Linked DNA regions of Homo sapiens: region 1 is linked to region 2. The links are chromatin loops, found by intact Hi-C in ENCODE. Cell type or tissue: IMR-90. All regions are shown on one strand. Each heading gives the region's core, and the rest is flanking DNA. Links, peaks and the distances in the headings are about the cores only. Region 1 overlaps ZDHHC14 (zDHHC palmitoyltransferase 14). Region 2 has its middle 66 kb from the start of SNX9.

Region 1 (8,333 bases), core at 94-8,093, 90 kb after region 2:
CTGCCATTGCTCATACCCCTGCAGCCACAGAGCGGTGCAGAGCCAACATGCACAACGCAGCCTTGAGGGGAGGGAGGAAGTTCACCCAAAGCTGCTGATCCTAAGGCACTTATTTCATGCAGTGCACACTTCCTTCCCAGCCTCATGGGTTTCTTTCTAAAATCACAAGTAGTAGGCCACCCTGAGCCACCCTCCAGCCTAGAAGAGAAGGTTGAGGGGCTGCAGTCTTCAAGAATCTGCAGGCTTTAGATGCTCAAAGATTAGGTCCTAGGCAAGAGTAAAGTTCATAGTGGAGCTATGAAGAGGGCAAGCAAGTCTCACGAAGATCCTTGCTTTTCTGTGGCTTTAGCCTGGACAGTGCAATTGCAAAACACTGAGAAGCTGGGGAAGGCTTGGGAAAGAAAGGTGCCAAAGTGCGGGGGAGGGGAGGGGAGTAGGGTTATTTGGAGGAAAGGAAAGGCCATTAGAAACTACTTGGAAGGCGGCCGGGCACAGTGGCTCATGCCTATAATCCCAGCACTTTGGGGGGCTAAGGCAGGCAGGATCACCTGAGCTCAGGAGTTCGAGACCAGCTTGGGCAACATGGCAAAACCTCATCTCTACAAAAAATACAAAAATTAGCTGGGCATGGTGGCACACAAATGTAATCCCAGCTTCTCAGGAGGCTGAGGTAGGAGAATCATTTGAGCCCAGAAGGCAGAGGTTCCAGTGAGCTGAGATCACGCCACTGTACTCCAGCCTGGGCGACAGAGCAAGACCTTGTCTCTAAATAAATAAATAAATAAAAAGTACTTGGAAGGGGCTGACTGTGAAGCGTTAACAATCCTTTCCACTCATCACCACAATCATTTGTGCCACGGCGGTGCTTCTCCAAGCTGTCAGGTGGGCAACAGAGTAGCTTTCTCTGCTCTTGCAGGGAATTTCAGCTCAGGGTGCAGGTCCCTTCCGGTGGGGGCTACTGAGCAGGCTGCAGACAGCTGTGGCCTGTGTAGGCTGCGGGCGCTCTCCCATGCTGTCAGCTCTGCTCAGGACATGGGCTCAGTCTTGACAGGGCAGAGGCAGAGGCAGAGCAGCCTCATTGATTAAACATTCGTCTTCTGGAAACTATACCAGGGTTTGGACGGACTGTGCTTTGCAAAGAATGTTTTATGAACATCACCGTTTCGTATTCTTACTGACAGAGGCAGCTGAGCCGCAGCGGCACTCCCATTTCCTGTAACTCCGCACAGCCTCCAGCAGGCCGGGCCTGGGAATGAGCCCAGGGCGGAGCTGCCGCTTCAGAGAGCTCAGCTGGCAAGCCAGCGCCCTTGCTGGACCAAGGCATCTTGTTTTCAAGCTTCCCCTCTGGAGCCCTCACTCATCCTAATGCTTTCTGTCCACACAATACCCCCTGGCTCTAAGGAACAAGGAAATGGCAAATTAGATTTGCTTGTCTCTGTTGACCTGAAGAAAGCCTTCTCTACTGAAGACTAATTGGCAAATTCTGTTTTAGGGTTCAGCCCAAGTACTTCTGACTGACTCTCACAGACTCACAGAAAAATATGTTCGAGGGTGGAGCTGGAGGAGACAGTCAAGGTCACACAGTAGGAGCCTGAGGGCAGAGGCGGGCTCCTCTCCTTCCAACCCTCTCTGTCTCTTTCACCTTCCCTGTGGGAAGAGGTGGGCTCGCCTCAACCCTCTGTTTCTTTCAACTTTCCTCTCTGGGGAGAGGTGGGCTCTCCTCCACTCTCTGTCTTCCCCCCCCACCACCCCTCTCTTGTGCATTCTTCTACTTTGCACTACTCCATCAGCTGCTGGCCCTTTTCCTCTCCCCTGATCACCTCTCTGCCACCTAAGCCTGCAAAGAGCTCCTGCACACCCACGAGAACCTTCTCGGATAAGGTGGCTGTCGGCAGTGGTCGGTTAAGCTCCTGAGAGACTGTGTTCCCTGTTGGGGTTGATGCAGAGTTGGGTGCACCTTCGGAGACTTCCATTTGCAAACATCCCTTTGCTAACTTAAAGATAACAGCCCTAGAGGTGGCTTTACTGGGAAGCTAATGATGCTTCAGGCTCCTTTACTTACACAGCCTCTTTCCAAGGCCTCGTTCTCTGCATATTGTTTGTTTTTTCTTAAAGGAGGTCTCCCATGGCATGGTTCAGACCACTCCAAACCTGGCCCACTCCAGCACATACCTACTGGTGCTTTGCCATGCTGTACCTACGACTTGTTAAGAACTGTAGCAAACACTGTGTGGGCCTCACTGGCCAGGACCTTGTTGGAAATGCTCTTGAGTTTGTCAAGGGTGAAGCTTAAGGACTTGAAGAAGGTGTGAAATAATATTTGTGAAAGAAGAAGTTTAGCCTAAGCCATTTAATTTTTGTTTTGTTTTGTTTTTTTTGAGATGGAGTCTCACTCTGTCACCCAGGCTGGAGTGCAGTGGCACGATCTTGGCTCACTGCAGCCTCTGCCTCCTGGGTTCAAACAATTCTCCTACCTCAGCCTCCTGAGTAGCTGGGACTACAGGCACGCACCACCATGCCTGGCTAATTTTTGTATTTTTTTTTTTTTTTTTTTTAGTGGAGATGGGGGTTTTACTGTGTTGGCCAGGCTGGTCTCAAACTCCTGACCTCAAGTGATCTGCCTTCCTCGGCCTCCCAAAGTGCTGGGATTACAGGTCTGAGCCACCGTGCCTAGCCCGTAAGCCATTTAATTTAAAAAATCTATATAGAAGTCACTCAGAAATGTTTTCCAAATGACTCTTTGGAACCCTGACTTATCTGATGATAAGCACCTCTTCTACACAGATTTGTTTAAACATCTTAAAAGATGACTGTCTATCTAAGTCTAGCTATGGGTGTTTCCCCTGATAGAGGGACTGCTTTTGTAGTAATAATGAACCTACTCTCTGTGCCCTCCCCAGCTTTCCTGCTGGGATGACAGCAGGGGGCAGGGGCACTGGCATCAGGCACCTAAGTATCTAAGTCCTGCGTGTAGTTCACAGCTTTGAAAACACTTTGCCACATTCAAACTGATTTCCATTTAGAAGGCAAATCTCAGTTGGGGCACACGGGGACCAGGCTCTGTTCTGCAGGGTGTCACCCATCTAAATCTCCTGTTGGCTCAGAAGAGAGCACTGGCGTGGACAGAGCAGAGTTTTGTCAGATTCCAACCAAGGGTAGTGCAATGACTCTACTGACTGGAATTTACAATTCTCATTAAACGCTCTCAAAACGTCGCCTGTTTTGAACATATGCTTCTTAGAAAAAACTTAGATATCAAATGACTCAGGGATACCTGATTTTTTTAAAAGAGCTTTTCCTAATTTTCCACTCTGCCAGAATTCCAAGGGCGATGGGTTCATAAACCTTCATGGCTGTGATTCTCATTTGAGAAAGTCATGGGGGAAAATGGCCAGTATTTTCAGGGTTACTGTGGAGATGGCCATGACAAATATTCTTACACTTCCCTTTTTTTTTTTTTAAACCTTTGCTTCTAATTCTTATTTGCCCATTTCTTGTTGACTTTTCTACTTAACTTTCTTGCTCTCTGGACTCACCAACTCTCTTCCCCTCTATCCTTCTTCCCCATTGATTTCTCTCCCACTTCTCCTTTTTCCGTCTTCTCTTTTTCTTCTTTGTTTCTTCCTTTCTACCTCTCTCTTTTTTACTTTGAACCCTTTTCCCTCCGCTACCCAGCCTTCCTGGCTTTTCATTTGAGGACCCTTTTACCTTCCACCAGTAGAGGGAGACATCACCGCTCGCTTTTTCTCTCTTACAATTTGGTGGCTGTGCATACATCCCGGCTAACACCAAGAAGCCGTTGGTTATGTTTGAATTGATCTAACCAGTTATATAATCCTAAGGAAAAACAGCTGACCACTTAGATATCTGACAGTGATAGTCCATCTACTCTGAACAGAAAACTGAGATACTCATGTTTTTATTCCAAAACAACCTTTTAAAAGTTCATATGTATCAAATATTAGGTTGAATCATATGACATTACCAATTTTTAAGGTCAAAAATTGGCCGAATGCTGGATACTAATAGAATAGAATTTTGATTTCTTGTAAGAGTGTCTATGAAAAGACCTTTCTGCTGGCAGCATAAAAATCCCACTGTCTGGAGTGCTGGAGCTTTTGCTGTCATTGCAGTAAGTCACTGTGACAGCTGATTTACTGCCCAAATGAAGTGTCGGCATGTAACTTGCAAAGAAGTTTATGGCTTCAGATGTCTGGAAGTCATACACATTAGCACTTAATGTTACAATTTAAAAATGCCATAGAGATCATTCCTGTTTCTGCAGATTCTCAAATAAAATTGCTCATGTAGGAATACATTTTATTTTACCCTAGCTGACGTCTTGTCTGAAAAAACCGAGTGTACAGATGCTACTAAAAGCAAAACTAGGAGCTTTCTAGATGGTCTGTGTACAAATTAAGAATGAGTGAAATTATTTATTTCTTTTGCTCCAATTCTGTCAAAAGCATTAGAGTTACGCATCATGTATTTCTGCTTGGCTGTGAAGCTCTGTTCTGGGGTCTTATGAATGCTTATTAACAGTTACAGAAACACCACAGTCTTCTAAAGTCCACCTAAAATGCAGGTGCAGGTTGGAAGGAGAGCTTTTTTGTATTCTTTTATTTAACATTATCATTTACGTTTGCCTAAGTTATTTTTTTTCCTACTACATTTGATTTTTCAGATTACATGGAGAGTTCTTCTGCAATACTAGCTTAATAAATCATGCAACTGCTGGTTTAATCTTGTTTTGATACTGGATTGGGGTATTTAAAATGTTAGGTTAAGTAAATACAGTAAATGATTTTCTAAAAACAAAATTGTAGCAATTATGTACCATGTTACTATCTTTGCATTTAGCATGCGATCCCAAAGGACCTTTGTAGCAACAAGTGCCAGATATAAGCATAAATGATGACACCAATGCTATACAAAAGTTAAATTATTTGACAATCAAATGAAGTGTGTACACTAAAAAGTGGATCATAACTGGATGTCGTGAGTATGTCATGCATATACATTGTTCTAGATAGAACTTCAATGTTAGCTCATAATAAAAGCCAATAATGAGGGAAGCAGCAATAATGAAAATGTGGTCCTCAGCTGGCTCTGGGTTATCTGCACATACTTCCAGTATGGGTCCTTGAAATTTCATAGGAGTTCAGATGGCAAGAGACACCTGTGGTCACACCCATCACATTATTGCTTTAGATGTCACATTGTTGCTTCCCTAACATTTTCTTCCTTGAGAATTTATAGTAGAGAGAAAATTTCATAGGCACTGAATAACCACCCCCATCCCCCACTTGTGAGAGAGGATACACTAACACTGAATTTTCCCATTTTTGAGATAATAAATAAGACCTCATTAGGTACTTTGATGCCAGCTTTCTATCAATATTTATCTAATTTTTTGACCTGCAATATCAGGGTGCTTATCTAGACGTAAAATTATAAAGCATTTATCTCTAATTTCTAAAGTATTGCATATTTCCTTAGGAGCACGTCTTCTATCATTCAAGAAATACCTTTCTTATCCGGATACTGGTCCTAAAATAAGATGGCAGGCAAAAGTTTGACCAAAGATACCTGGGGCCTCTTTCCCACCAGCCTTTCTCTCCTCTGCAAATGAACATGCTGAGTCTGATGCTAAATCTGTCTCCAGAGGCTCCTCCTTCAAAGTAAACACTGGAAACAGCTTTAGGTCAGAGTAGTCACACCCCACGGCTAACTCAGTGTTTATTGTTGGTAGAGTGGGTAGCAAACAACCCATGTCTGGAACATATGGCAACATGGGTTGTAACATGTCCTCTAATTATAGAGACAAAGCTTCTCTTCTACTCCCAGGAATGATGGAGAACTGATACTGGACCAGCATTCAGCCTGTATATAAGGGAGTATATGAAACTGGCCAAAGTACAGGAGGCAAATGGTTTCCAGTAGTGCACCACAGGCAATGCAAGACTGTAATCCCTGAGGGAAGGGAAACTCACAAGGTAAGCCCCACAACCAACCAATTCTTTTCTTGGGGAAAGTTCCCCAACCATTGCACAGAGCTGGAGTCTGAGCAGACCATAGTCATTCAGCTATAGAGAAAACAGAGGTCAGAGTGCGAGAAAGCTGAAGTGGCTGGATCTCCAGGGCAAGACACTGGAGAAGAGGATGCCGTTCTGGTCCGTTCAGGAGGACCAGAAGTCCTAGTGGAGGTTCCAAGGGCTGTAGGCAAGGGTTGCGCTGGGCATGTGCAGGGTGAGAATCCCCTGCCCCAAGGCTTATAAGATAGCAGCTGAGATGTGGCTGAAAGAGAAATAGAGATACTCGAGGTTGAGAAAAGTAGTGCATTAGGGACACTGAGGTCATGAACACCTCCAACACATTGTTCACATCCCCGGGATCCCAAAGACATCAGAAAGGCTGTGCCTTAGGAGTAAGAATCATGCCCTAAAGTAAGACCCTAGACCCATCCTAACAAAGCTTGAAACCAAACAATCTTCAGAGAAGACAGAATTTGGAGGTTGAGTTCCAACAAATTAAAAAAGTCTGGAAACCACTTTGAACTTTCCACAGATCTGTACTAACGAAACATAATACAAACCCACACACGTTCAAGGTGACTAGCCAGTACCTGAACTGCTTGCTGTAACAGGGGCAACACTCTTTGGTGTAAGATAACAAAATCCAGAGTCTCTATACCACATATCTAAAATGTCCTGTAGTCAATAAAATATTAATAGACATACAAAGAAATGGGAAAATATGATAGAACCAAATCAAAATTTTACAACTAAAAAGCACAATAAGCAAAATGAAAAATTATCTGGATGAAGTTAGCAGTAGATTGGATATGGCAGAAGAATCAGTGAACATGAAGAGAGATCCAAAGAAATTATCCAGTCTGAAGAGCTGAGAGAGAGATATTGAAGGAAAAAGCACAGAGCCTCAGGGACCTATCCTCTGGGCAGATTTTCACAGGGGAGCGTGGGTAAGGATAATGGGTTGTGGGGACTGAAAGGGTGTGGCTGAAAATCACTTTACACACAGTCACCCCTGTAGATGTTTCTTTATTGATGTGCATAGCATAGGGTTAAAAGCATGGGCTCTGGGGTCAAATTAGGACGTTTCTGTTAGAAAATTGTACTTAAGCTCTCCCTCCTCCGGTTTTGTTAATCTATAAAATGGAGATAATATTAGTAGCAGGCTCAGAGGGGTGCTGTGAGGGGTTAGCAGAAGTTATGTACGTGGAAGGCTTGGAACAGCATGTGGTATGTCCATGTGGTATAGTCTGGGAAGTGGTGAGCCCCGTGTCGGTGTGAAGGTGGATGAACTGCAAAGAGGAGAGTCGGGAAAGAGCATCGGGCCTCATGTTCCGTTTAGCGCCAGCTCTGCTTGCGTGCTTTCCACAGTCCTGTGAGCACGGTCCCTAAACCACAGAAGCCCATAAAGAACCAAAGCAACAGAAAGGCCTGTTCGCCAGGTGCCTGAATGGCCGGTAAATGTACAGTCCAGTGGAACATTATCTGCTGGTGATATTGGCCTGTTGATGAGACACAATGGGCTCAAAGCCCTGATGACAGAGAAGAGTCTGCTGGAGGGGACCTCCACTGGGCAGGACCCTGAAGGTCGATGTTCGGCCCTTGCCACCAATGCTGAAGTCCTCTGTCCAGCATTGCTAGGAGATGCTCCCTGTCCCAAGTCTGACATCTCTGGGTGGGGACTCCTGTCCACTAGGAGCTCTGCGTCCTGGGCTGTTCCCTCTTGGATTGAGTAGAGTCTGAATCCCAGGCCCACTCTCTGGTCCTAGATGTGACCTGTGGGGCCACACAGAACACATCTCATCCTCTCCTGCCGATGTTCTCATGGCGCTTGGGGCACTCCCAGGGGGGTAGAAGCCTTGAGACCAAAAGGACTTCTTCCAGAAGCAACCTGGGTTTCTCACAGCAAAGGCAGTGTAGGGAGGGCATGGGACTCCAAGCTAATTAGACTTTTAAATTTATCCATCTATGAGCAACTTACTTTGTAATTGGTAATGATTTCCATGTAATCATATGTGTGCTTGGGGATTCTGATGAAGTAAGAAAAACCCAACCTACAAATCATTTCTAAACTGTCATAAAATTTTCATGAGTGCTAAATTTAACAATTAATGAAGTTAACACATTCATGTGTCTCATAGACATTACACATTTATCAATTTTGATTTTGCAGTTTTCTTTTCATGTTTTAGAGCTTGTAATTTTTTTCCAGGTCTTAAAATTTTTTATAGTTCCTGGAAAAGTGCATAGGCACTTGCCTACAGTGTCTGATGGCTTGAATGTCCATGACATCTGTCTCTG
Region 2 (8,333 bases), core at 162-8,161:
AGCTGTTCTAATACAATCAACTGATTACCTAGAACACAGGCAAAAATGCATGTCTGGGGTGTAACCAGTGGTGTGGGGGTGGGTCTGCCATTGTTTACAATCGCCACACATGGCGATAATAGAAAGCAGACCACTGCAGTGTTTTTCTTCCTATTTTTAAATTCTCTGCAGACAATGCACCCTGACTCCCACAGCTCTCTCCTTCTCCTTGGTACACCACCAAGTGTAACTAGTGATTCATACGAGGGTGATTCATGTTATCCATCAGATTTTTTCAAAATTATTTTTATTAGTCTTCTTGTTGTTGTTGTAAAATAAATCTCTTTTCCCCCGGCTGTGTTGCCAGACACTGCCTTCCCCAGCCTGCCCTCTCGCTCCCTACCTGCTTGCATCAGCCAGGCCTGGGGCAATGGGAAGGACCTGCAAAGGTGTTGAAGACCCTTCTCCATGAGGGAGTAGGAAGGGAGTCAGTCTGTGCAACTCCCTGTCCCCACCCAGGCCAGTGTAGGTGACCAGGCCACCAGCTGGCGTCTGCCCTGATCCTAGATTTCTTCTGGGCCTCAAATCCAGCCCTGAATGTCAGGTCAGGCAACCGGAAACTACTTCCTCCCAGTCCCCATATCCTCTGTACCCTCACTGGCTGGTCCTGCACCTGCACCTGGACAGAGAGCTATCTGAAGCTGTGACACTGGCATCTCCTGAGGCTAAGAACTGTCCTTGTCTAAACGCTTGGCTGTCACCCCAGCTCTGCTATACCAGCCTCACCAGACTGATTGAGATAGAGGCCACTCTGGCTCAGACTTGAGCTCCCTACTTTGCGATTTGAACCTTTGGACACTCTCTGGGGGAGAAATGTGGATGGTGACACCCTGTGGCCTGGTTTTAATGGTGTGCTAGTAAATGTGCACAACAGGCTCTCTGGAAGAAGAGTCCTGAAATGTACATTTGCCAATTTCTGTGGTGTAAATACTGCCCCCATGGCCAATTTCCAGCTGTCAGTAAGAAGTCACTGAACGCAGAGGTGGAAAGAGATGTGCAGCAGAACAGGGTTATATAATGCTTCCTCCACTCAGACACGCAGATGTAAATAACCTTGATGGCCCGGGCGTGGTGGCTCACGCCTGTAATCCCAGCATTTTGGGAGGCCAAGGTGGGCAGATCACGAGGTCAGGAGATTGAGACCATCCTGGCCAACATGGTGAAACCCCATCTCTACTGAAAAAAAGATAAAAAAAATTAGCCAGTGTGGTGGTGCACGCCTGTAGTCCCAGCTACTCGGGAGGCTGAGGCAGGGGAATTGCTTGAACCTGGGAGGTGGAAGTTGCAGTGAGCCAAGTTCACACCACTGTACTCCAGCTGGGAAACACAGCAAGACTCCATCTAAAAAAGAAAACAAAAAACAAACAAACAAACAAAAAAAACAAACTTTGATGGCATAGGTAATAGTAAAGTGTAGATCACTAGGAAGTGATGAGCTTTAAGTGTTTATTACTTTTGTTTTTAGTATAATCTATTCAATTTGTAAGTTTATATCATTAAACTTTTATTTATTTTTCTTATTTATTTCTATATTTATTTGGAGACAGGGTCTCCCTCTGTTGCCCAGGCTAGAGTGCAGTGGCATGATCATGGCTCACTTCAGCCTCAACCACCTGGACTCAAAGCTCACACCTCAGCCTCTTGAGTAGCTGGGACTACAGGCGCCCGCCACCATGCCCAGCTAATTTTTGTATTTTTACTAGAGACAGGGTTTCACCATATTGGCCATGCTGACCTCAAACTCCTGACCTCAAGTGATCCACCAGCCTCAGCCTCCCAAAGTGTTGGGATTACAGGCATAAACCACTGCGCCTGACCCATTTAATTTTTAATAATGGCTGTGTTTAACAACCAGCTTGCAAATTTCCTGAAAATTTAACCATGAGTGCTCCTGGGCCCATCAGGGCCAGCTCTAGCATGTCACAGCCTGGTTTGGCTCTCAGGCCCCATCTTTGCATGGCTTCAGCTAGATGTCATGGTCCCCTGCCCGCAGCCTGCATGACTCAGAATTCCTACCAGCCAGGGCCGTGTGACTTCTGACGTCCAGGTTGCCAAATTCAATAGGTAAATTTCACTCCTTATTCTACTTGGCCTCCCAGAGACTCCTGTCTTTTGAAACTCTCAACACCATCATTGTTCCTTGCTATGATTTTAAACCTTCTCTGAGGGCACAGGTTCCTCTGCTGGCCCTTCAGCTGTTGGTGTTTTTCAGGACCTGAGGTCTTCTTCCACTGTCCTCACTGGGAACGTGAATGCCGCTGCTTCCCAGATCCCTGCCTTCAGTTCAGGTCTCCCTGTTGAACTCAGGTCTCATCTGTGCAACTTCCTGCTGCACAGCTTCCTGTGACCATCTCTCAGGCGTCTCCTACTCAACAGGTTCCATCATCCCTACCTGTCTTGCTCACGCAGGCATCCATGCTAGCGTTCACCCCATAAATACTTCTCAGACACCCATTACCTGCTAGTCACTACACGTGCTGACCATACAGCTGTGACTCAGCCACAGTCCCACCCTCATGGGGCTTATCCAGGGGACATGGTGTCACCATGTGCCCAGTGACCCCAGCCAGAGCCTTCAGTCATCCTTACCCCTGACCTCTCCCACTTACCATTGTTTAGTTGGTAGATTTGATCTGTTCTTCTTCCTGCCCAACTCCGGAAGCCTCCCCTTCCTCTGCCCCCACCAAGAGTGTCTTTTCCCCAGGCCCTTGTCATTTTGCTCTGGGATCATCGGGAAGCTCCTCACTGCTCTCCTATCCCCAGACTTGCCGCTCTCGAATCCATTCTCCATGCTGCTAGAGTAATGATATTTCTGAAATCACATTTATGATATTGCCATTTCCCTGTATAATATTCTCCCAAAGACCCTCATAGCATTCCATGTAACATCTAGCCTCCTTGGCATGGTAGAAAAGGCCTTTTAGGTGACCTGGCCTCATCTGCTTCTTTTTTCTTTCTTTTCTTTTTCCTTCCTTCCTCTCTTTTTTCTTTCTTTCTTTCTCTCTTTCTCTTTCCTTCTTTCCTTCCTTCCTTTCTTCTTTCTTTTCTTTTCTTTTTTGATAGGGTCTTGCTCTGAAGACCTTGGAGGCTGGAGTGCAGCAGTGAGATCACACCTCACTGTAACTTTGAACTCCTGGGCTCAAGTGATCCTCCTGCCTCAGCCTCCTGAGTAAGTGGGACTACAGGCATGCACCACCATGGCCGGCTAATTTTTAATTTCTTTTTGTGGAGACGAGGTCCTGCTATGTTGCCCAAGCTCCTCAAACTCCTGGCCTCCCCATCTGCTTCTTAGTCTTCTTGTTACCATTCCTCCTGAGACCTACGCTCCAGCTGTGGGGACATTTCTCAGGCCTACCCCCTATGCTGGTGCCAACCCCTTCACCCAGAATCCCTCCACCCGACGCCAGCCCTAGCCCCTATTCCTTTCTTTGATTGCCTGCTCCTAGTCATCCTTCAAAGCTTGGTTCAGCTGCAAGCTTCCCAGTATGGCTGTGCAAGGGGCATTGCAAAGAGGTGGAGGGTGCCCTGTGCACATCTGAGGTCACTGTAGATTATGACAATTTTCTGGTACATAGTGATAAAATGAATGGTGCCACTGAGGTCATCAGCAGGGCAACTTCTGTCACTTCCTCCTGGAAATGTTCACTGGCCCTCCCAGTTTGCGTTGGGTGACTCTTCTCTGTCATGGCCATGTCATACCAAACTGTGACTGTTTATTAGTATCCATGCTCTTTTGGAGGATGAGCTCTTGGAGGACAGGACCGTGTCCTTCCCTTCTGTATACCTGGCACAAGAACTGATGGGCAGTCCGTGAAGGTTTGTTGAGTGAATGAGCGTGTCCCCGGTAACAGAGTGCCGTGGATAAGGCCCCAGGATCCTGAGTTAGAATCCTGGTGCTGCCTCTCCCATGCAGGGTGACTTAGACACAGCACTCCACAAGTAGCCACCCCATACCTCATACAAAGAGTATGGGGCTCAAGTGAGAAAGTGGCTGCCAAGCACTGAGGGAATGCATGGTGATTCTTACGACTGAATATTTTCCAGTGCTGAAGCTGCTTCTGTGTTGTGCTTCCTAGTCCACTTTTCTGGACTCCCTCTCTCGGTTTGTTTATTATTATTTTAATCCTCCTGAGTTTTACTAGAGAGGCAGCACCATCTTGGTAAATATCTTAACTGCCAGCTCCTGGTGGGGGGAGGGGGTGGAAGTTGAAGTGGAATTCAGTGCAGTGATGTGTGAGATAATGGAACACACACACATTACAGCTAAAGTCCAAGGGAAAGGCTGTCAGAATTAGCTGGATTCTCCCGGCGTCCTCTCTGCACCGGGGCTTGCGATCTGGCCCTCGGCCGCAGGTTGGCACAGCCTGCTTTGTTGCTGAGATGCCCAGTTTCCTCTCGCTCCTGCCCTCTGCTGGCCGGAATCAGATTCTTTCCCGCATATTTGACTCTGTTGCCTCTGGGGATCCGCCTGGGGATCCGCCTGCGTCTCGGGGGCCTGGTTTTCTTTGCTTATTCACTTGCTTGCTGGAGTGTCTATTCCCTGCTTGCTGCATTAGAAGCTATGGGGTACACAAGTGATGCTGGTCCTCAAAGTCCACCTTCAAGGAGCAAGAAATTTGGATAATCTTGGAGAAGCAGAAGCCAGGACCTCAATCCAGAACTCTGTGCCTGGAGCAATGAAGGAGTTATTGTCCCCAGACATGGCACACCAGATTGCAAATTTATAAAGACAGGGAATCATACTTATGTAGAGCTTCGCAATTTACAGAGCACCAAGACATACATTTTCCAATTTAACTCTTTTTTTTTTTTTAGACAGAGTCTCACTCTGTTGCCCAGCTAGAGTGCAGAGTGCAGAGGAACAATCACAGCTCACTGCAACCTCCACCTCCTGGGTTCAAGCAATCCTCCTGCCTCAGCCCCCCAAGTACTTGGGTCTACAGGCACTTGCCACCACGCCCAGCCAATTTTTGTATTTTTTGTAGAGACAGGGTTTCACCATGTTGCCCAGGCTGGTCTTGAACTCCTGACCTCAAGTGATCTGCTTACCTCAGCCTCCCAAAGTGTAGGGATTACAGGCATGAGCCACCATGCCTAGCTAATTTAACCCTTTCAAGCAAACCACTGAGGATGGTATTAATGAAATAAAATAGAAATTGTGTTGGGAGACTGACATTTACTGTCATCAGATGTGATTACTGGCAAACATCTTGTTAGTCAGCTGATGTTATGTCTCACCTCAAAGGACACACTTGATGGGTGGGTGGGGGAAAGCCAGTAAGCCAGGAGTTTCAAAGGAACACTGTGTGGTCTGACCCACACTGTCTTTCCGTAGCATCTGAACTTTCTGTCCCTGCCTCTCCAGCAATGTCTGAGAAGATCAAAGTCTGAGGAGACAGATGTGACTCCTGGAGAGGCATCCAATGGGTAGTTCTCCACTTCTGCCTTGCAACCGTGATCCCAGAAATTCTGAAAGGGCACTTTTAGGATTAAAAGCATTTAGCTTCGTTTCTTCCTTTGTAGGAATGGAAAATCAAAATCACTCTGAAGTCGTGGTTTCTTTTAAGATGCAAAACAACTCCTTTCAAGCCATTGCTTTTAAATCTCTCACATTCAAGCTTAAATCAGTGAGTGACATTGTCACCGTATAATCCGACTGAGTTAAATCGAATAGTGGGAAAGTGGCCTTTTCTTTCTTTAATCTTTGACAAAATAAGGCAAATTCTAAAATTATGCCCAACAGTCTATCAGTAGTCTTTGTTGTTCCACATGTTCAAAGAGAAATGTCTATAAACTCTCAGCTGGTGTTTTTCTAACCCGGAGGCATTCTCTTCCCTACCAGGAAGGGAGGAGTGACTAACATATGATGCTGAGAGAGGCCACTAGGAAAGAGATGGCTGAGAGGGAGAATTTCTCCCGGTGTCAGAGGCATGCGAACCAGAGCAACTCCATCTTGAATACAGAGCTGGGTAAAATGAGGCGGAGACCTACTGGGCTGCATTCCCAGACTGTTAAGGCATTCTAAGTCACAAGATGAGATAAGAGGTCAGCACAAGATGCAGGTCATAAAGACCTTGCTGATAAAGCAGGTTGCAGTAAAGAAGCCGGCCCTATCTCACCAAGACCAAGATGGCCACGAGAGTGACCTCTGGTCGTCCTCACTGCTACACTCCCACCTGCACCATGACAGTTTACAAGTGCCATGGCAATGTCAGGAAGTTACCCTGCATGGTCTAAAAAGGGGAGACATGAGATTCACCCCTTGTTTAGCATATCATCAAGAAACAACCATAAAAATGGGCAACCAGCAGCCCTCGGGGCTGCTCTGTCTATGGAGTAGCCATTCTTTATTCCTTTACTTTCTTAATACACTTGCTTTCACTTTATTCTATGGACTCACCCTGAATTCTTTCTTGCACAAGATCCAAGAACCCTCTCTTGGGATCTGGATCAGGACCCCTTTCCTGTAACACCTGCACTGCTATTCCGACCATAGTCTTGGATGCTTTGAGGTTGTGATAGCTGCACAGGTGAGAGGGAGAGCCCTCACTCAGAAATTTTGCTCTCGAAACTCAGAGGCACAGAGCAGACTTAGGACGTGCTGATGTCCACGCTCACAACATGCATGTTGCTCAGTTCATACAATGTGTGACGCACGTCAGACAGACCCACCTTCAACAAAGCACTTTTATGTCTCAAAACAGGAAGCATCCAAAAAATGCAGCCACCCAACTGCTTCCTTCCAGTAGAATCCTCCTCTTGTCCAGGTTTCTATCCTATCTGTGCTTCCCATTTTCTGTCCTAGAAGTGAAACTGCCTTTGCAAAATTATGACTGAGACAGTGAGAGAGATCTAACTTAACCGACTGCATCTTGCTTCTCACCTCCAAGCTGTCTGTGTTCATTCCTGGGCGTAAGCTGAACTAACTTTGGGAGAAACTTAGTTTATAGTTTAAACAAAGACACTAATAGCTCTTTGCCAAAGCAGACCTCCTTCTTGCTTGGAGACTAGATTGCCTTTGTAGGACTAACATTAGCCACAAGATTAGAAATTATGATTTAGGAGTCGTGCAGCTGGAGGCTACAAGATTCTGACCCTCCCTAAACTGCTCCTAGAAATCAGTGCTTGAGATATATTTGCAGACCCTGCACTTGATGGATCAGCTGGCACCACCCCATCAATAAACTGGCTCACCTGATCTTGTGGCTCCCACCTAGGAACTGATTCAGCACAAGACAGCTTTGACTCCCCATGATTTCATCTCTGACCAACCAGTACTCCTGGCTTACTGGCTTTCCCCCACCCACCAAATTATCTTTAAAAACTCTGCTCCCCAATGATCAGGGAGACTGATTTGAGTAATAATAAAACTCCAGTCTCCCATACAGCCGGCTCTGCGTATATTACTCTTTCTCTATTGCAATTCCCGTGTCTTGATGAATTGGCTCTGTCTAGGCAGCGGGGCAAGGTGAACCCCTTGGGCGGTTACAGAAGCAGAATCTTGATGACCCCAGGCAATTATGGTGGTCCCAGTGACTGGCTTAGGAGGGAATATGTGACCTGTTCTGGCCAATTAGACACTGGGGGAAATCTGGAGGCTTGTGGAAAGATTTTTTTCTCTTCCTTTGAAAATAGAGGGAAAAAAAAGACACAGATCCTTGTTCTTCTCTGGACTTAACCATGGCTGTTTTTAATCTCGGGATTTGGCAACCACCTTGTGATGATGAAAGGAAACAGCCCGAGGCAAAATAAGTCTATTGAGTCTGGTAGACTGAAGAAATGTAAACAACTTGGATCCTTGAAGAAATGGAAGTACCTTTTTGAGTTACTGAATTAGCCCTGAAACTGCTCTACCTGTGAACTTCTTTTTATATGAGACTAAATCCCCTTGGTTAGACCATAATGAGTTCAATCTGAAAGCATGCTAAACAAGAATCCATAATTATCTATAATCTCTATTCACAGCTGCTGTACTCCCTCTTTTTTTTTTTTTTTTTTGCCACTAAAAAGAAAACTATGGCAAGAACACTTAACATAAGATCTATCCTGTGTGGAGAAAAGAAAGAGAGATCAGACTGTTACTTTGTCTATATAGAAAGAAGTAGACATAAGAGACTCCATTTTGTTCTGTACTAAGAAAAATTCTTCTGCCTTGAGATGCTGTTAATCTGTAACCCTACCCCCAACCCTGTGCTCGCAGAAACATGGGCTGTGTCGACTCAAGGTTTAATGGATTTAGGGCTATGCAGGATGTGCTTTGTTAAACAAATGCTTCAAGGCAGCATGCTTGTTAA

Evidence for each region. A loop is a pair of places that touch in the nucleus more often than their neighbours do. Peaks named below come from ENCODE experiments on the same cell type or tissue, not always from the same donor. Only the 100,000 strongest peaks of a DNase experiment are listed, where the experiment ranks them.
Region 1: a loop joins it to region 2, with 2.1 times the contacts of the local background. A loop is called at or near these places in 19 of 110 quality-filtered maps.

What each region holds. Positions count from the first base shown.
Region 1 is chr6:157,662,745-157,671,077 of GRCh38, reverse strand. The region is part of intron 8 of ZDHHC14 (zDHHC palmitoyltransferase 14); the gene reads right to left. Among named protein-coding and RNA genes, the nearest start is that of MIR3692, 140 kb to the right of the region's middle. RefSeq lists enhancers at 498-1,103, 1,104-1,711. In IMR-90, for the core only: CTCF peaks have their summits at 1,239 and 3,721 (motif pointing right); DNase peaks (open chromatin) are centred at 1,217 and 3,757; H3K27ac peaks cover 738 bases.
Region 2 is chr6:157,752,937-157,761,269 of GRCh38, reverse strand. No RefSeq gene overlaps it. Among named protein-coding and RNA genes, the nearest start is that of SNX9, 66 kb to the left of the region's middle. RefSeq lists silencers at 5,659-5,953, 8,179-8,333. In IMR-90, for the core only: a CTCF peak has its summit at 4,441 (motif pointing left); DNase peaks (open chromatin) are centred at 209 and 4,409; H3K27ac peaks cover 1,038 bases.